Linked DNA regions of Mus musculus: region 1 is linked to region 2. The links are chromatin loops, found by intact Hi-C in ENCODE. Cell type or tissue: heart. All regions are shown on one strand. Each heading gives the region's core, and the rest is flanking DNA. Links, peaks and the distances in the headings are about the cores only.

Region 1 (10,234 bases), core at 810-8,809, 100 kb after region 2:
TTTTCCCTCCCACAAGATGAATGTGTAGATCCACACACTATCGACTCTCATTTTCATTACTGAGTGAAAACAGCTGCTGAACAAAGTGTGCGTGACCATGGAGCTGCAACTTAAAGGGTCCTCAGAAAGGCAGTCAACAGAGCAGGCAGGCTTGCCTCTTACAGACCTCAAACACGCCCCAGCATCTTCAGACAGGAATGTTATAGAGGATTCTCTCACTCCAATAAGCTGTGTGAACTTCTAGGTTTTTAATTCCTTTTTTTTTTCTAGGTAAGAAGCAGTGAAAGAAGCAAAGGAAGCTCAAAGCCGGGAGGTGACCAGTCAGCAAACAGCTGCACAGCACATGCTCGATCAGCGGCACTCACCGAGAAAGGCAGGCAGGTGAGGTGTGCCTGTACCCAGTGCAGGGAGCTAGAGGCAGACGGTAGAGACAGCAGTTTCACGGGCCACATATCCTCAACTACTTGGCAAGTTCCATGTCAGTAAGATATCCTATCTCAATAAGTAAATATATACATATGGATAACACCTGAATATCAACATAGAGGATGTCCTCTGAAACACATACATACACCAAATACAAATTTGAAAGCAGCTCAAGCCAAGCATGGTAGTGCATGCCTATGATGTCAGTACTTAGGAGGCCGAAGTAGGAGCATCAAGAGGTAGAAGACGCCCTAGGTTACATAACAAGTTTGAGACCAGTCTAAGCTACATAGTGAGACCCTGTCTCAGAAAACCAATGGATGAGAATGTGACTTACTGGCGAATTATTTGACTAGCATGTTCAAGGCCTACTATTTCATCACTGCCACCACCAAGAGACAGATGGTGTGTGTGCACAGTGCTTATCTTGGATCCTATCCTAAGTATGAGACCTCTGCTTCTGCTGAAATGTCAAGATCTCAGCATACACTTAGCTTTACTCCCCGCCCAGATCCTCTATAGAAGTGGCACTATTTTACTTATAAGTTAGACCCCTGGCACACTTTGATTAATAACACCTACTGCCACACACTACACACAGATGACTCTAGAAAGCAGCTTTCACCAGCTCCAAATGTTCACTGCTCCCAACTATTGGATTCCTGTGGGCAGCCTTGCTTTAGCCTTGATTTTCCACCATGTTACCCAACCCCATTCATCTCCACCTTCTGACTTCTTCATCTCATGGGAAAAAATCTTGTTCCATTTCCTTCCAAACTGTGTGACTAATGTCCTCTGCACACCTAGGCCCATGTTCCCCTCCTCTTAGCGAGCCCCAGCCCTTGCACACAGACTCTGTTGATGACTGCCAAGGCCTGGGGCTCTGCTGTCTACACAGCTTCAGTGTCAGGTCACAGTGCTTTGCTGATCATTTGAGTGTATTTATTTATCTTAAATGCCAATACTTTTATCTTTTAAAAGTAAATTATATATAATATATATAATTTTTGAAAAAAGAGTAAATTATATTTCACTTTGGTAAAACTGTGCAAACAGCCCAAGTTCCTGCTGCACTCCCAAACTCCCAACCAACCTCCATGTAAGTCCACTTAAATATGAGACAGCAATATCAATGCTATCTGGAAGACGCTGGCAGTTCCCCTCTGAGTTTGACATGGAAGTTCCTAGGGCAACCACCCTACCTCACCTGGGTAGACTGTGACATGCAAATGTCATGGGTAGGAGATGTAAACAACACTGCTTGCCAAGGTATCTTAGTGTGATAGTGCCTACAGCAGTACCCACAGCCGCCATTGCCTCTTCAATATAAGCTGCTTCCCTGCCCTCCAGCCCTAAGCTTCAGATGAAAACAGGAACAACAGCAAGGTTAGCCAAGCTGAAACTTCCACGCATCCAATGAGAAAGGTCCTGAGTAAGTCCCCAAACACTGCACCCCAACTGCTGCTGGCCCATAGTGAGGGCGTTAAGACAGGTCCGCTGATCATCCTACACTGAGACCACTAACGGAGCTACCAGTGCAAGAAGAGCCACTCAGTCTGACTTCACAACAAAAGGCTCCTGGAGAAAGAGCCTGAGCACTGGAGGCCCAAGTAGCCAGGATGCAGAGGACCTGAAGGCGAAACACTGAAGCAGCTCTAACCTCCCACCAGCTTCTACAATTAAACTCCTCTCAGCAACTGTCCAGCAAAACAACACTGGACTCTAGATACCCATCTGTCCTGCCACACCTTCATTGTCTCAAAGGTACTTAATGGATTCCTAGATCCAGCCAAAGAACCATGAAAGGACTAAGGTTACCCTTGTTCCTTCTCCTGTAATGCCAGAGTTTTTTTCCCTGAGACAGATCTCTGTGTAGACCAAAGCTGGCACAGAACTTGTGATCCTCTCTTTCTCTGGGGAGCTTTGTGGTTTTCTGAAGACTTGGTCTTCTAATTGTTTAGCTTTGACTTTATTTCTATTTAATAAAACTAAACTCGGGGCTAGTAAAAAGATGGGTTTTCTTTTACGCGATCAGAACATCCATCTGCATCAAACAATGCAGCAGCAGAAGCGCTGAACCCTTCCCTACCTCAAGACAAGCTGAGCATGGGGAGTTGATAGGTCTGATGGAGGTAACGGCAGGGGAAAGCTTGCCTAACGTGTGAGAGCCTGGGTACATTAGGGTGAATGACACCCTAGAGCTCAGAGCTTTCCTGTGCTCCTGCACGCCTCTCACTCCCAAACAAGGTAGCTATCGGTTAGTGCTGGTGAGAAGACAAAAAAGGCTGTCCATGATGATGTGTGCTGCTCACGACTCCTCCTCTCCTCCATCTTCCTGGCCCTGCCTCCCATTTCTCTGCTGCTGCTGATGATGATGATGATGATGATAATGATGCTGACGATGATCCTGCTCCTCCTCCCCCTCCTCTATCTCTTCTTCTCTTTCCCTATCCCCCCTCAGGCACATACAACAGCCCAGACATTGCCTGAGCACTTCCTGAAGATTCTCACAACTGCCTAACTTCTGAAATATGCATAAGCAGAAACTTAAGCAAAGGGATGGCTGTCATAAGGACAGCCACTGCAGGGGCTTGTGTCTGAGTGCTTCAGGGGAGACCCCGTCACCAGTCAGAGTCACCACGGAGCACAGTGCAGCCAACGTATCAGAACTGCCACACTTGAGAAATAAAGGGAAAGAGCCACTGGATGATAGATATTTTTAATTAAAATCTTCAATTTTCAGTTCATTGTCCTTAGACAATCTCTTCCCTCAGCATCCCAGGTTTCTAGGATCTCTCCAGTCTTAGGAAAAAGAGAGATGCTGCAGGGGACCAGGCTTGACTCATGGAAGCACAGGTTCTGCCCAAAACAAATACTTCCTCAATTATCAGTAGCCACCAACACTGACACAGAAACAAGCCTGCTGCTGCCGCCAAAATTGCCAATATCTGACCAAAAAGACAGATCGCTCCTATAAAAAAACCAACTACAGGACATTGTGACCTCTTCCATGAACCAGAATGTCTCAGCAACATTTTGTTCTTAACACCCCCCCCCAATGCCCTTGACAACTATACAGGATTAAACAAGTCTATTCTGCTTTAACACACACACACACACACACACACACACACACACACACAATTTGCAGGAAACTAGATGTCCTGGGAATGAGTATTAATCGAGGCCATGTGGTCGCAGAGAGAATCAGCGTGTGCTGTCCTTGCCTGTGTGTGGCTCTGGGTGAGCACAGGTGTGTGGAGAGTACGAGGTGTCGAGGAGGGAATGAAGGCCTGGACAGTACACGAGCTACACATGAGGAAGAAGACGTAAACCCAAGGGCTTTCCTAGTTTAACTCTGTGTGTGTGTGTGTGTGTGTGTGTGTACACAAGTGTGTAAGACAGAGTGGAAGCCTGCAGCTTCCAAGCAGCTGCTTTCGCTGCTCTCCAGTGCAGAGGCACAGACTCGGATCAGTCTACCTGCCTGGTATATTTTATTTGCAAATTCTTTTTTAAATGATTCCTTTTTATTTATCTTTTATGTACATTGGTGCTCTGCCTGTATTTATGTCTGTGTGAGGGTGTCAGATCCCCTGGACCTAGAGATAGTTGTGAACTGACATGTAGGTACTGGGAATTGAACCCAGGTCCCCTGAAAAAGTAACTAGTACATACTACTAACTGCTGAGCCATCTCTCCAGTCCCTGCAAGTTCTTTACAGTGAAGTGATTTTTATTTTTAAAAACTATACAAGATCCTAAATACTTCTACAAATTATACCTACCAGTATTCAGCATTATAGATAATACATGAAGTTTTTTCACCTTCATTAATTCACTTATAATTAATAACAAATACATCTATTGTTAACATAAATGACATATTTTTTCAAAAATCTCTATCTTGCCAAATAAAAACTTCTTTTGTGATAAGAATGGATGTTTCTCCTTTTCTGCAAATCTCTTCACTATCTGGCTTGACAGGCATCATCGGATTCTGCCTAGGCATCTGTATTGAACATGTCTCAATCTGTCACAGTTTGATATTCCAGCTGAAGTGTATAGAAAAGCCACCTTCAAACATGGAAGTGGTACTTTCTGACCGAGCGATACTCTGCAGGGTCACCCAGAATCACCTTTCACCTTGTGGTACCATCTCCACCTGCTGCTCACCTTTCCTGACAGACTGCACGGATCGTCCGGAAGCCACCAAGTCACAAGGATCACCCAAGGCTGACAGCTGTCACTACACTGTTAAATATTCATCATTGTCACCAACTACAGAGCAAAAGGAGCTTCAGACACTGGGAGCCACCAAACCCACAGTGGCAGGCTCTAGGAACTACCAAGTCCACAATGGTGGGCAAGTTTTTTAGCACTTTCCTTGGGTCACTAGGGCATCCTTGGTGTCCCAGCTGTGGCACCACTACCCTGTCCCCTGACAGAACATGAAACTGGGTTCCAGCTGGCCTGCAGCTTCAGTGTTCACACTCTCAGCTGCAGCTGGGCCAGCCTTCTTGGCATCAAAGCCTCTGCATGGAAAGGAGATGAGCAAACCCCGGTCCGTCTGTACTGCAAGTCTGCCCTGAGAGCAAGAGAACACCTACAGATGCAACACAGGAGGGCAGAAAGTGGAGGCTGAGGAAAGCCAACCAAAGAGAGGAGGCAAAGGCTAGAACCTGGCAGAGTAAAAGCAGACATAAGAAAAGGTCCAAACAGCCCCTGTCATTCCCTGTCACCCGGTCATTCCGTCATTCCATCATTCCCTGGCATTCTCTGTCATTCCCTGTCATTCCCTGTCGTTCCCTGGCTAGTGCAGTCTCTTCTCTGATGATCCCTCCACACTCATGATCCCACAGCCTTTCCTCTCAGCAAACTGATCATTAAGCTTCAAGTAGGTTTGGGATACATGAAAGCCTGTCTCAACTACACCAAAATAAATAAGCAAATTAAAGCTTCAAAAGAATACAGATTTTTCTAAAGTATGTTAAACAATTATAGCCACTAAATTTTTTAGCAAATACTTAAAAAGAACAAATTTCTTGAGAAACATAACCAAAACTGACTCATGAGGCCATAGCAGACATGAAGCCTCCCAATAACCATTTAAAAGCAAATCATAGGTATAAAAAAAGTTATTCCACGGAAGAAACTAAAGACCCAGATGACAAGTTCCACAAATACTGCTCTAAGTCTAAAGACAGAAGAAACAAAAAAAAGATTCCCCAAGGTCCTATCTCTAAAGTAGCACAGCTTTGGTATTAAAACATAGCAAACTGCCAAGGGGCTCACCTGAGCTGCTAAGCAAAAAAGATGGTGGAGGGGAGGAGACTAAGCTTTAGTACTGCAACAAAACCTTTAGCCAAGGACCAAGCTAATCCAGGCCAGGCCCAGTCACTAAGAACAGGTGCCCTGCCGCCTGCAGACACACCAATGCACACACAGCACTAGCTGTGCATGCACTGCACCACATCAACAAGGCAAATGGCACGCACACAGTTAGACGACTCAAATCCAAACAGCTCTTGTTACTATGAAAACAACTCTTACTAGCTCTCTGGCCATTCCATAGTGCTGTTTGATAAAGTCATCCAGAACTCACCCCTTCTTGCTAGTCTAGGAACTCTGACCTGCTCTGGAGCACAGCCTGTTGGCAAGTGTCAGGCCTGTCATCCCAGCACTCAGCAGGTTGGGGCAGGAGGATTGCCAAGAGCTCAAGGCCAACCTGAGCTATAGAGTAAGAGACCCTATGGCAGAGAAAGAGAGAGTAAACAGTGCTCACTTTGCAAGTTAAAGAAGAGGCCTCATCCTACCACAGGATTCCCAGTGAGCTTCAAGATTAGTAGAAGGAAGGGAGGGAACTGCCATTACCCTCAGAACAACACGACTCTGTTTACAGAAATCCAAACAGATATGTAGACAAACACTCAGTCAGAGTCAAAGGCTTCCAGACACAGCATGTAAAGAGAAGCTGTATTGATTCCTAAGCAACAAAACAAACAAAAGAGGTAAAATTTCTAGGAATTATCCAATAAAAGATATGAAGGGCCTCTACGTGGAAATTTAAAAGCTTGAAAATGTGAAGAGGTGGACAACTCCATCTGTGATTTATCCACTGGCTTAAGATCTGTGTGGAAATAAAATGCAAAAGGGCACACACGATGAAGAACAACCTATCTGGACTTCTTTCCAATTTCAGGAAGCCACAGAGAGCACAACTGAGGCTCCCAGAACAACCTGAGATGGGGCCAAACCAGGCCGGTGACAGGGAGTCCTGCAGACTGAAGCAAAGGAGCCTGACACATGGGTCTTCTCAGAGACAAAACGAGACTGGGCCCTTGCCTCACCCACATCTAAAGCCAATGTCTACTAAGGAACAGTCTGGCTCTGTAATTCATTATAAAAGCCGGGTGGACACTTCTGACGGTGACAAGACTGTCGCATGTAACAAGAATTACCTGGGCCTACCAACACTCATCCTGATCAGGAAGCTAAATGTAAGCAGCAAAACTATAACGCTCCCTAGCATTAAAAAACAGACACAAGAGGGTCTCTGTGGGCTCCAGGCCAACCTGATCTACAGTCAGTCCAAGCTAGCCAGGGCTGCAGAGTGGGATCCTGTCCAATAAAAAAGAAAAGAAAAGAATCAAAACCAAAACCAAAAACACTATCAAGCATTAAGAATTAAAAGACATCGGATATACAGGGGAATGCCAGAGCCAGGAGGCAGGAGTGTGTGGGTTGGGGGGAGGGGGCAATGTTAAGGGGACTTTCGGGAAAGCATTTGAAATGTAAATGAAGAAGATATCTAATTTAAAAAAAAAAAGGGTGGGGACGGGGACATAGGATAAAATCCTAACCTCAAAATTGAGAAGAGATCTTTAGCAAATGTTTAAGCCCCAGGAAAAACTAACTCTAAAGAGAGCCACAGCAGCAGAGCTTGCTTCTGTTAATCCAAAGAGATCCTGAGAAGATGGAAAACTCATGTCCACAGTGAGAGACATCCACACTGCACCCCTGTCAAAAGGCTGTGCTCCAGAGCAGGTCAGAGTTCCTACTAGACTAGCAAGAAGGGGTAAATTCTGGATGACTTTATCGAATGGCCAGAGAACTGTCAGAGAGCCACAAGGAAGATGGAGAGCCTCTGCTACCACCCAGCCATCTGTGACAGAGTCTGACACCTGAATTCCCATGCTCACTCAGCATTTGTTACAACAGCCGTGACATGGAAGTGACCTGAGTGTCCATTAGCAGGCAAACAGAGGAGAAACAGAAATGTGGTGTGTACATATATCAGATACTACTGAGCCACAAAGAAGGAATCCAGTTGTATGTTGTTCAATGCAGTAAGCCAGGCACAGGAAGATAACCATACACACCACATGACCTCATTTTTATGTGTCAGGTAGTAGTGGCAGAGGCGGGATCTGGGGCACTAGGAAGACAACGGTGGAAGGGTGACATCTCAACACCAAGGAGTAAGTTCTGAGATGCACTGCACAGTACCGCAACTGCAGATAGTGGTAAAACCCTGCCTGTGTGCTGCTGTTGTGGGAAGCTTGCTTAAATCTGGGGCCTGCCTTATACTAGGCAAGCATTCTACCTGAGCTGCCTCCCAGCCCTGAATGACAGGCATTTACTCAATCACTCCAGTGTGCATACATCAAACAGTATGCCCCATAAAGTACAATTACTTATAAGAAAAAAATAAGAACTAAAATCACAGCAGCATACCTACTCACAAGAACGATCACAGTGAAAGTAGCCCTGTTGCTGGAACAGGAGCCCAGAGCCACCAGCACCGAAGGAGGAAGTAGAGCAAGTCTCGTAGCCATGCCTGTTAAAACCCAACCCTGCAAACCTGAAATTGCAGTACCTGGCAAATGCCCTAAGCAAAGGTCATGGGAGCTTGGTATCTATCAGCATCACTGATAACATTTAAAACATCTTATGTTCTGGGACAATGGACAGTATGGTGTAACTTTAATATTTTTAAATCTTATTTTTAATGATGGTTCTTAAAGGATACGGGGAAGTGGACCTGTCTGGAAAGGATACGGGGAAGTGGACCTGCCGGAAAGGACACGGGGAAGTGGACCTGTCTGGAAAGGATACGGGGAAGTGGACCTGCTGGAAAGGACACGGGGAAGTGGACCTGTCTGGAAAGGACACGGGGAAGTGGACCTGCTGGAAAGGACACGGGGAAGTGGACCTGCCGGAAAGGATACGGGGAAGTGGACCTGTCTGGAAAGGATACGGGGAAGTGGACCTGTCTGGAAAGGATATGGGGAAGTGGACCTGTCTGGAAAGGACACGGGGAAGTGGACCTGCCGGAAAGGATACGGGGAAGTGGACCTGTCTGGAAAGGATACGGGGAAGTGGACCTGCTGGAAAGGACACGGGGAAGTGGACCTGTCTGGAAAGGATACGGGGAAGTGGACCTGCTGGAAAGGACACGGGGAAGTGGACCTGTCTGGAAAGGACACGGGGAAGTGGACCTGTCTGGAAAGGACGCGGGGAAGTGGACCTGCTGGAAAGGACACGGGGAAGTGGACCTGCTGGAAAGGTTCTTTTGGAGCAACTCCCATCTGTGTTGTCTGGAAATCAGCAGTTCAATCTACTCAAAAAAAAATTTTTTTTTTGTTTTTGTTTTTCAAGACAGGGTTTCTCTGTATGGCCCTGGCTGTCCTGGAACTCACTTTGTAGACCAGGCTGGCCTCGAACTCAGAAATCCACCTGCCTCTGCCTCCCAAGTGCTGGGATTAAAGGTGTGTGCCACCACACCTGGCCACTCAAAAACATTTTATGGATACATCAACAGCCCAGTTTGGTAGAGTCAGGGTATGCAAACACAATTCAGCAATGGCAGCACGACCTAACAGAGACAGCCAGGCCTCAGTCCCAGCACAAGTCAGCAGGAGGGACCCTAAGGGACATTCTCAGCTGTGTCTCTCTCAGCAAAGAGAAGATCAGTGAAGACTCGACCCACAAGCTCTATAAGCAAGCCTAGCTCAGCCTCCGCCATTGTCTATCTAGTCCTTTTTATACTCCATCCAAACGTCGAGTGTCCTGTATAGGTCTCGTCTCAATACGTGCCTTGCCTCAGCACGAGTCTCGTCCTAGCACATGATATCATTTTGTCAACCAGCCTGAGTGGGCGGAAGCAGCAAAAACTATAGCACACCACCGGAAGTTTTTTGCTATATTTCTCTCTATGGAGTCCTGGCAAATGCAACGCAACTATCACAATGTATGGCGGACCAATATATGTGTGTTGTTAGCAAAGAATCCTTCATCACGTGTCCTTTCACACACTTACTTTAGCAGAACATCCTCTCTCCTGTGTGTTTCAGTGAAATGTTCTTTTACAAGTCTGTCTTAGTCTTTCGCCGTGTCCACTTGAGCTAAATGTTCCTTCACACATTTGCTCCAGCAAAACACCAACCGACCAACTTTCCAAGGGACCCTTATGTTTCCACTTCAGTACAGCTTACACCTTTTGTGGGTCCTTGCAGTACAGGACAGGGACCCCACAGCAGAGGCAAGAAAGATTTCTCAGCAATGAAGGGTACTAGGGGCTGTTTCAGGGGACCCAGGCTCAATTCCTAACAGCCATCTGTAATTCATCTCAGTGACCCAACGCCCCCTACTGGCCTCCACAGACACTGCACGCATGTGGTACAGATAAATATGCAGACAAAACATCCAACACATAATAAATAAAACCCCATACCAGGCAAAGCTATCTACCGAATTTAGAGAACAACTGATAAAACTTTCAGAGAAATAAGGCCTGGGAGAGAGAGCTA
Region 2 (10,234 bases), core at 966-8,965:
CCACATACATAACTGTGATGAAACGGCATTTTAAATCAGTAAAGAACGGATGAATGACTCAGTGGGTGATGCTAGAAAGTCTAACTAACCATTTGATATTGCCTCACAGACAATGTACCAAAAAACCCAAAAACAAAAAAACCAACCAAACAAACAAAAACCCAGAATTTACAATGTATAAACACAATATTTTTATTTACTTAGATGAAGAAAAAAACCTTCTTAAACCACTCACAAAATCTAAAAGTCTAAAAGAAACGAGATATAAACACACATTTATGACTGGTAGCTTCTAAAGGAAGGCGATAGAGCCGACACCAGTTTCATGCTTAGAGGTGTGTGCGAGCCCCTCCCGCTCTGGCCAGCAAAGCTCAGAACAGGAGCACGCACAGCAGACATGAATGGTAGTGGTTAGGAAGGGCTGTGCACCAGTCTGTCAGATGATAGTGGGAAAGTGAGAGTCAATCTATCCACCCACCTACACAATTCCATCTGATTTTCTTCAGCAGAATAAAAAAAAAAGATAAAAAATAAATAATGCTTCATAATGACCAAGGTGGTTGAACTTAGTGCTGATGGATGTAGAAATTAACAAAAAAGATTCTGGAAGATGATTTGTCAGTACTGATCAAGTTTTAAAATCTCTAACCATGGGTCGTGGTGACCCTTTAATCCAGCACTTGGGAGGCAGAGGCAGGCAGATCTCTAAGTTCGAGGCCAGCCTGGTCTACAGAGTGGGTTCCAGGACAGCCAGGGCTACACAGAGAAACCTTATCTCAAAAAACCTAAAACAAAACAAAACAAAACAAGTCTATCCCATTTGTCAGCTTCCACATGTCTCTACAGAAACTCTGGCATTTGTACAAAGGACACTGAAGATGTTTGTTCTAGTAAAACTGTGACCCACTGTGGCCTGGTGTCTGTTTTCTGCCCTTCTACACAGGAGAGCTCTGGTTGAGGACACAACATGTTTCCTTTGAACCTGGCCAGTGACACGTGACTACAGTTCAACATTCCACATCCCAACCCTAAGTGTTCTTAGTGCTCACCTTGGGACCTGCATCCTGGCCAGTCTTACAGGCTGAGAAGCCTAGGCCCTAAATAAAGACCCTTAACCTACAGCCCACCTGAATCCTCACAAAGCTCATACAAGAGAATCAATGAGCAAGCTGGACAGGGAGGCAGAGCCTGCGGTCCTAGCTATATGAGAGACTGAGGCAGAGGACTGCATGAGCTGAGGCTAGCCAGCACATTAAGACCTAGTTGCCTAACAAACACTAAGAAACCCAGCTGATCTGAGAGGCAGAGGGAGCTCATCCTTCCTGACTCTAGTGAGTGCTGTGCCCCTGACAAGCAGAACTTGTCTTTATAAAGAGCCACATGAAAAGGAGGTATGGGTGGCTTCTTAATGATTGTAAAATGTGAACTTCAGAACATCATTCACACACACACACACACACACACATACACACACACAAGCATGCGTGTCAAAGAGAGTTGCAGATGTGAGGCAGGTCACCTTGCCATGTCAGTGTTGCTTTGCACACTCAGACAACTAAGTAGCTACATGCTCACAAACGAGCTGATGCATGAAGGCTAGGCCTCCATCTGTGACAAGCTCTGTATTCAGGAGGACACATCACAGGTACTCCTTTTATGTATATGTTCTGTAAGAATCTACAAGACAGGATGCACACAGACCACTGCAAGGGAGCAAGTGGGCATGCCCAGTGATAGGCTTCCATGTCCCTCCCAAGCCGCTGTAAGTATATGAATGTGGAGAAATGTTCTTCATCAATGACACTGGAAAAGTCTCTCCAGCTCTCGATGCCTAGAGACTAAAAGTAACCTTGTAGTGTGCAGAGCACAACAACAGCAGTGAGGACCACTGCAACCTGAGTCAGTTCATACGTCTCACACACTGTAGGCCCCAAGAGGAATGAATGCAGCTCTCGGGGTCTGTGTAGCTGCTGATGACCAGAGACACTGTCATCTATATTGTGTTCCAGATGCAAGCCCACAGGTCCCACAAACAGCAAACAAGCATGAATTAAGTCTGCTATTTACATTTGCCCAAATGCAAAGTTACATTTAAATCTCTAAATCATCAAGTTACTTAGTATTGATTTATTAAAATAATGAAGGCCAGATATATTAGGGAAACCTTTAACAACTTCCATCTTCCACAATGCATTAATAGCAAGGTACAGGGCAACACCCAGATCCTAAGAGCTGGTACCCACCCATAAGGCAACACTGAACAAACCCTAGAACCGAACACTGGTATTTATTGGCCCTGTGCCTTTAGTTATGAAGGACTTGTACTGACTCCCATCCACGCAGGTGCCTCCCATTGTAGATGGCTTAAATACATCAACACATCTGACACCTGACTAGGAGCAGATTCCTTGATGATCTGTTCCCACAGTGACATTTCTCCATGTCCATACACTGCACAGAACTGTGCACTGTGCCACGAACAGCAGCATCCCTGGCTGTAACCAACCAAGGCCAGAGCCAGTTAGCCCTGACCATCCAAAGGATCTCCAAATGTCGTCAAATGCTCCTTAAGGAAAACTGACTGAAAAGGGGGACAGTCTCACCAAAACCATTAGCTGTGTAGTTTAGTGAGGACAAACTTGACAGGCTGTGATCCTCTGGGACAACAAAATCCACTCTATTAAACCACCAGGAAGAGAATGGCCTTTGAGAGCTAAGCTTCACTAACAAGCTCATTGGCTCCCAGAACCCATCTCAAAAGGACTGCCGAGGGTTTGTCAAGCTCCAGGCCAGAATTAAGGTCCTACGAGCCAGCCAAGTGCAGCTGCAAGCACGGCCTTGGCACACAGGGGATCAACACCCAGTGCAGCAGGAACAAAAGAAGCCACATGTCCTTTGGGAACCCGGCCCTGTACCTGAGTACTCCCTGATGGGCAGAGGCCCCACCCAGCATTCAGAAACCCTGGCAAGCAGAGACTGGGGAACAGAGAGGGGCTGTGAGCAGAGGGCTGGCTTCAGGCCTGCCTAGACTGAGAGAGCAGGGAAGCCCTAATCAAAGAGCTAGAAATGGGTTTTATAGAATGTATTCATTAAAATTCACTTTCTCTGACAGATCCCGTTAAACACAAGGGGGAAACACCACTTGCTTTATCAGACTGTCACTGCAGGCTGTGTCAACTGTAACAGCAGCTATGGTTGGAAAAAGCCCAGCCCACAACAGTGCAGGAATACCTGGTCTTTTACCAGGTCAATCTCTTGGAAGGGTCGGATCCCAGGAACACATGCACTGCACCACTAAGACTTCTGGGAAGAGTGAAGCTAAGCTCTGATTTCAACTATGGAGCAGATGGCAATGCCATGCAACTCCTACGCCTGGTACTGCCACAACAATGAGCAGAGAGAAAGGCAAAGATGATCAACAGGCCACCCCCAGGGAGGGCCAGACAGAGCTGCAGTGGAGTGGATGGTGGGGAAGAGGGATCTAGCTTTGTCAAGTGCACAGTGGCACCCCCATAGATGCACCCTAGACAGGCAAACCTGGACACATGGAACAGTCACTTTGATGTCCAGCAAAGGAGTGGCATCAAGTCTCCTAGGGAGTGCTGAGGCCATAGATGCCATTGGCCTACGAGTTTCTGAGAAACTCAAACTTCCTCTTCCAGGTGTATCTGTGGACAGTAGGCATGCAGAGGATGACATGAGGCTCTACAGAGCCTCTCCCAGGCTTGGCCATTGCGATAAGCTCACAGAAACACCATCACAATTGCTGCCACTGATCTCCTAACCCTGTCAGCACTCTGCGGTGGTGGTGTTCTCAACATACAGCATCCTAACGTCACAGCAGTTATGGGGGGGGGGCATGCTGATGTTCTGCCTCCTGTGCCTCTGGGGGCTCAGCCTGCTTTCTCATGTAGACATAAGCTCAGACAGCAGCTGATGCACATGCCACCAGCAGCAACCTCTGTTTACCTCTTCCCTCATTCCCTTTCTTCCCCCTTCCTTCTTTCCCACATCTCAGAGAAAGCAGGGTTCCTTGGGTCTTGCTCTCAGCAGACACGATTTTCCTACATCATCCCCTTTCTCATGATTCATCCACTAATGTCATCCTCTGTCTCTCTGAACTATCTACAAGCAGAGTTGCCTCCTCCTGACACAGAAAGCACTCATCACCTGACAGCTTCCTGCAATCCCACCTTCCTTTATCTGCTGTAGACTCACTACAGTATAAAGAGTGTAGCCTATTCAAGAACATCCACAGAAATCTGAAATCTTAACAACTTCAGTCCTAGTCTAGCCCCAAGTCTCTCACTCCCCACTTGATCATCGTCTGAGTTCTCTACAACACACAAATGCACAAATACAGACCCACATAGCACAGGTTAGCCCTTGAAAAAACATGCCCAACTGTATCCACCACAAAGACAATGAACATGCCAAGAGCTCACATCTTTGTTTCTAAGTAAGGTTCTTGGGTGGACCTAGCATCTGTATGGAAATGGCTCACATCAGGGTTGACTCTAGAGGAAATACTGTAGGAACTTGCGGCCTCTTGAAGAGCTGTAAAGAAGGCTCAAAGAATGGTGGACACATCAAAGAGGTGTATGTGCTATAATGTGAGGATGAGGAGGATAACGACATGACAGACACAATAGACACAGCACAATACAATGTGGTGACAGGTCTTACCAGTTATCCAAGTTTGGGCCCAAAACGGAATACTTTTTACAATAGAAAAATCCTATTATTAGACCATAACACAAACACCAAAATAAGCATGGGCTCAATACTAACCAACTGTAAGGAAAATGAAAAGCAGATGAATCCATCTAATAGCTGGAGAAACCAGTGGTGCCCCTACTGGAGTGCAGAAGAGGAACAAGAGACTGTCTAAGGGCGTGCAGCTTGTGCATGGCTTCAAAGTGTCTCTGGGGTATCCACTGATGACCAGAAAGAGACCAAAGCAGCAACTGGCCAAGCCATTAGGTAGCACCACTAGCAACAGTGAACACCATCAGCCAGAACAACCTTCGGTGTCAGTTCTAGCCTACCGTGTCAGTCCCAGGGGCCCATCTCGGGTTCTCACAGGGGGCCACAAGCACACTCACCAATACATGTGCTCGTGGGGCACAGTGCAGCATGTATGTGGTGTGTAGTTGTCAGTCATTAAACTGGCTCGAGCATCACCGCAGATGACACCTCTCCTTATGTGAGAAACATTGAAACCCTCTCTGCTTGCTGTCTGATGTCCTCCCACTCCTCCTCTCCTCCCCTCCCCATCCTCTAGCTCCTCCCATCTCCCCACCCCCAGCTCATGCTATAGTGGTAGCACTTCTTTCTGCTTCTTCCAGGGCAATCTTTTAGCTTCAACATCTGAGTGGGACCATGAGGCTCTGATCCCTCTGTGCCGTTCAGATATCAGGCTGCTCTTTGACACCCTGTGGCCCAGGACAGGGCTTCTGTCTCTGGGCGGTCCCCTCCTCCCTGAACTTTCAGGGAGTTTACTCAGTTCCTGCCGCACATCCGTGACCTCCACCTACCTCATATTAGGACCAACTTACTGCCCAATTTCCAGCAGACCCTAAACACTACTTGTCAACGAGGCTGTCCAATGCCTTGAAAGGGACCACAGTGTTACAGACACTTCTCTACAGCTTTCAACTGGGAAGCACCAGGCTGTCAGAGCTGGGGTTCTACAGCAGCTAGAATGATGCTCCCCTGACTGACACAAGGCAGCAGAGGCTCTCCCTCCCCTAAACATGATAAAGAAGTACCACTGAGTTCAGTCAGCTCACTGTGAGCTTACAGCTGAAGGCAGACCCTTCTCCATCAGTAGGCTCACACCAGCCTTGACCCGATCTTATCTCTCCTGATTCAGCTCGAGACTGTCACATTTCTACAGCATCCGTAAGGTGGAAAATGCCAATTTGCTACAGAAACTGTGAGTGCTACCATCCGCATGCAAAGACAAACATTTCTTAAAACACACAATACTTACTTAAAGAAAATTCCTGGCTCTATAGAAAGCTCTGGTCTGTCTTTCCTTCTTTCTTTTTTTTGAGAACTATTTTGATTTTATTTTTACATGTAAAGGTGTCCTGTCTACACGCACAGCTGTGTGTATGCAGTACTCAGAGTAGAAAAAGGCAGCAGATTCCCCCTGAAAATGGAGTTACAAACCATTGTTAGGTGCTGGGACTCAAACCTTTGTTTTCTGAAAGAGCAGCCCATATTCTTAACCAGTGAGCCATCTCTCTAGCCTCAAAAAGCCCTAATTTCTAAGCAGTACACTCTTGTGTAGTTCCCAAAGCCTGCTTTGGCATGTGCTGGAAACATGAGTTAGACAGCCTACAAATTGCCAGGATGGTGGGCCAGAGTCTAGTTCAGCTGAGACAGTACAGCAAAGCCACCATGGACTGACATAAAATACATGTTCTTTTTTCTATCCTCCTCTTAGACTTTTTTTTTAAACATTCAGCACAAATATAGTGAGAGAAAGATTCTTTATAAAGAGAAGAAAACTAGAAACAATACAGGTGTCAGCAACAGGGAAAAGGATCATTGAGCCATAGAGCATTTCAAGTCGACTCTCAGCCTGACAGAATCAACCGCAACAGAAACACAAACCTGAATAAAAAGGTCAGCTGGACCACTCTTGATAACGCTTATATAAACTCAAAACTACACAAAACACTGTAATCAGTGAGGCAGGGCACCCTTCACTGTAACCAGTGAGGCAGGGAGTTCTTCACTGTAACCAGTGAGGCAGGGAGTTCTTCACTGTAACCAGTGAGGCAGGGAGTTCTTCACTGTAACACTGGGATTTGAGAATAACACAGGGGAACAGCGGATTTGAGACAAGCCGGCAAAATACAAGACCTTGTCTGTGCCAAAATAATTTTCTAAGATCGGAACAATGAGAAATGTGGTTCAAGAGACAGTTTGCTCAGGAAATAAACCTCCGAACACACACACACACACACAGAGAGAGAGAGAGAGAGAGAGAGAGAGAGAGAGAGAGAGAGAGAGAGAGATGGGGAGCAAGTTCACAGGTTTTACCATGCTCAAAGTACTAGAGTTTGGATCTAGAATGTTCCTTGGTCTTGGGCCAGTGGGAGAGTGTGCGGTCCTGAGCTCCTTTTTCATTCCTGGGCATGGATCTCTCTGTCAATGGTCCTGCCATGCTGTATTGGTGTATTCTGGCACAGAACCAAGCAAGCAAGCTGATTGTCTCAGGTGCCTGCCACAGATACAAAGCTAGGACAGTAACTCCCAAGTGTCAGGTGACCTTTTCCTATGTACTGTTCCATGTAAACACATGTTCTACATTCAACACGGCTGGGATTTGCAGCTGTTGTGGCTCTAAGGGAACCAAAGAAGAATTAGAATGTTTCTAACCACATACCCAAGAATTCCAAGAACAATCAATGTTATAATGATCCCATGTGAAATCAGTATTAAATACATAAAACACACCATTACCATGCAGTAGCTATACACCTGGCTAATAAACACTCAAATACCTGGAAACTGAAGCTTGGGACATTCAGAAGGAATGGGAAAGCAAGCTATTTAAGATATGAACAGTGATATCATTCACTTAAAAAACAACAAATCAGGCGTGAAGAATAACAGACCACAGCATCCACAAAGGTCTCACATGACCAAGATACCCAGCAGGAAGGCCAGCAGTGAGGGAAGGGCCAAAGGAGATGGGTGAGGCTGTCAGCTAAGCCCGTGAAGGTGAACCAAACGAGCCAAAACGAGCAGGAAAGGCCACAGCTTCAGACCAGAGAGCAGGATGGGGAACCAACTCGGAAGAGGTGGGGAAAGTGAGGGTCTGCTGAGAGAACATGGGGGAGGGGGCACTGAGGTAGCTTAATCCCACACAGCAGCTACCCAGTTCCTAGACCCCTTCTCATGCAATCAGAAGAATGCTACATCGACTGTTTTACAAATGTTGAATTTTTAGTGGCTCTAGAAACATTTTATTAAAAAGTTCAAAATGTGGGTGAAGGTAACTATACCTTTCAGCACCGAGGAATTTCTTTATAAATTTATAAAGAAAAGAAGTAGCCTAAGGTTTCCAGGCTTTCTCTAAAGAAACAGCATTTTTGCTGATGGCCTTCAACTACTATAAGCAAATGTAAGACGCTAGAAATTCTAAAAAGAGAGGGTCAAGTTCACAGTGAAATGAAGGCTTTTGTCGTTTCCTGGACTCCCCCAAAGTAACAATTTCAACAAACGATATCGGTGAGAATAATGCAATTATGAAAGTCACAATGTTTTCCACCAAGTGCATGTTTTAAAACCTAAACAATCTGCCTTTCAATAGAAGCAGCAGCTGTCTGTTCCATACCAGACAAAGAGGTAGGTAGCATCTAGATACCTGTGAAAAACAAAAACTACATGTGCTGTGTATGTGTGTGCATGTGCTTATATGTGTAGTCATAAGAACAGTATCTGTAAGTTGTTTGTGGAGCTCATGGTTATTTAACCACAAGACAGGTCAGGTAGAAGCAGAGACGACGACTCACAACAGGGCCCATCTTTACTTATGTTCCAAAGACCCACTAGCACCTCCGGGGGCCTTGCTCTGGCTCCCAGACCTCACGCTTTCTTCAGGCCTAGTCATCATAAGCTGGGGACCCAATACCACTTCTCACGCTTCTCACAGGCACACACTCACAGCCCAGGCCAGCAGGTGACATCAGCCCCTTCTTCCTGTCGCTTCATCCCGGTCACGCTCCAGGCCTCAGCTGCTCTGTCCATCTGTCCTCAGTCCATCACCTTGCCCTCCACTGACGGCCTCAACATGCAAGCTCACCTTGGTGGCAGTGTTTAGTATATCACCATTTTTACCTTATGCTGGCTTTCTTGCTGTCTTCTCAAATCCATCTCTCAGGCAACAGAGGGGGAGGGATCCTAGAAGCCACCTGGCCACACTCCTTCCTCCAGCACACCACCTTGTTTTCTGTCCCCTTTAAACCTTAGTGTAGACACAGTCTCCCATCTCCCTCAGTGGAAGGCTCCACTTGGTGCTGACTTGACTCCTGCAGGGGGGGTCCCTGGGAAGGAAGGGAGCTCGCTGCTGGTCCACTCTTAAAGGGTCAGTCCATCTTTCCTGCATCACTTCACTTGTCACTACACAATCAGCAGGTTTCTCTTTAACTTGATTTAAAACAGCACCTAACAGGAAACAATCTAATCTTTACTTTTAGTGTGGTCTCCATGAGGCTTTATCTCCTTATGTCCAGAGCAGTCAAACTCTGAGAGAGATACTGGGTGAGACAGACACTGAAGAGAGCAAGCAGGTCCAGCATTTGAAGGCATTTCTGGCAGAGAAGGGTTTTTCCACTCAGCGAGCCTTTTCCTGTGTTCTACAGAGTCCAGCACGACAGAAGCTATTTTTGATCTTTGCTTGTGCACCCAGCACAGAGCCAAGTGACTTTCTTGCCTGTATAGCTGGACCCACTTCACCTAGAAGAGCAGGCTTCATCTCAGCTTGCCTCTCTTGATGCACTGAGTGTGAGTTTCTCGGCTTTACATTTTAGTTCAGAGCAATTTTAGTCCTTTTATTTGTTTACATTTAGACTGAACCTCAGCCTTCAAAGGCCGGCTCTGCTTACAGCAATGTCACTGTGCTCTGAACCCCCAAGCCGCAGCACCTGTGAAGCCAGTCTCAGATGCAGAAATCTCTTTTGTCTTGTCTTAATTTCCCCCACTTCATTGTCCTGTTGATTTGATTTTTTTTCCATAGATTTACTATTTTCGTATGACTGTCCACCAGAGACAGACTAGTAATTGTCTAGGACTCAGAACACAATGACATTGCTGCCACAGAGAACCAGACACAACACAGAGACCACAGGAAAGCTACAGAGGACTCAGGAGGAGAAGGAGCTGGCTTTGGGTACACTCAAGGATCAGAAAGTCTGTGACTGACAAAATGACACCTGGCTAGGTTAGGGTCAGCCACACCCTCCATGTCCACTTCTACATGCGGGCCACCACAGTGCTACTGTGACTGGGGTTGGAGTAAAGGCTTTGAGTCATGACCTTGCTATGTAGTCCAGCCTGGCCTCAAACTCAATCCTCTTGTTCCAGCTTCCAGAGTAGAGAGTTCACATGTCCAGCCCATGTTCCCCTTTGACTGTGGTTGACACTTGTTGGGTAAATGTTGTAGCACTGTTTAAGATATCAGGGTGGCCAATGACACTGCGCAGATCCTTTCCAC

The links. Hi-C counts contacts between places; a loop is a spot of excess contacts. Peaks named below come from ENCODE experiments on the same cell type or tissue, not always from the same donor. Only the 100,000 strongest peaks of a DNase experiment are listed, where the experiment ranks them.
Region 1: a loop joins it to region 2, with 1.9 times the contacts of the local background. A loop is called at or near these places in 1 of 42 quality-filtered maps.

Annotation. Positions count from the first base shown.
Region 1 is chr11:119,627,284-119,637,517 of GRCm38, reverse strand. All of the region lies in intron 1 of Rptor (regulatory associated protein of MTOR, complex 1), which reads right to left. Among named protein-coding and RNA genes, the nearest start is that of Rptor, 29 kb to the right of the region's middle. In heart, for the core only: no CTCF peak of the experiment used is centred there; no DNase peak of the experiment used is centred there.
Region 2 is chr11:119,732,325-119,742,558 of GRCm38, reverse strand. The region is part of intron 4 of Rptor (regulatory associated protein of MTOR, complex 1); the gene reads right to left. Among named protein-coding and RNA genes, the nearest start is that of Rptoros, 97 kb to the left of the region's middle. In heart, for the core only: no CTCF peak of the experiment used is centred there; no DNase peak of the experiment used is centred there; H3K4me3 peaks cover 312 bases; H3K27ac peaks cover 974 bases.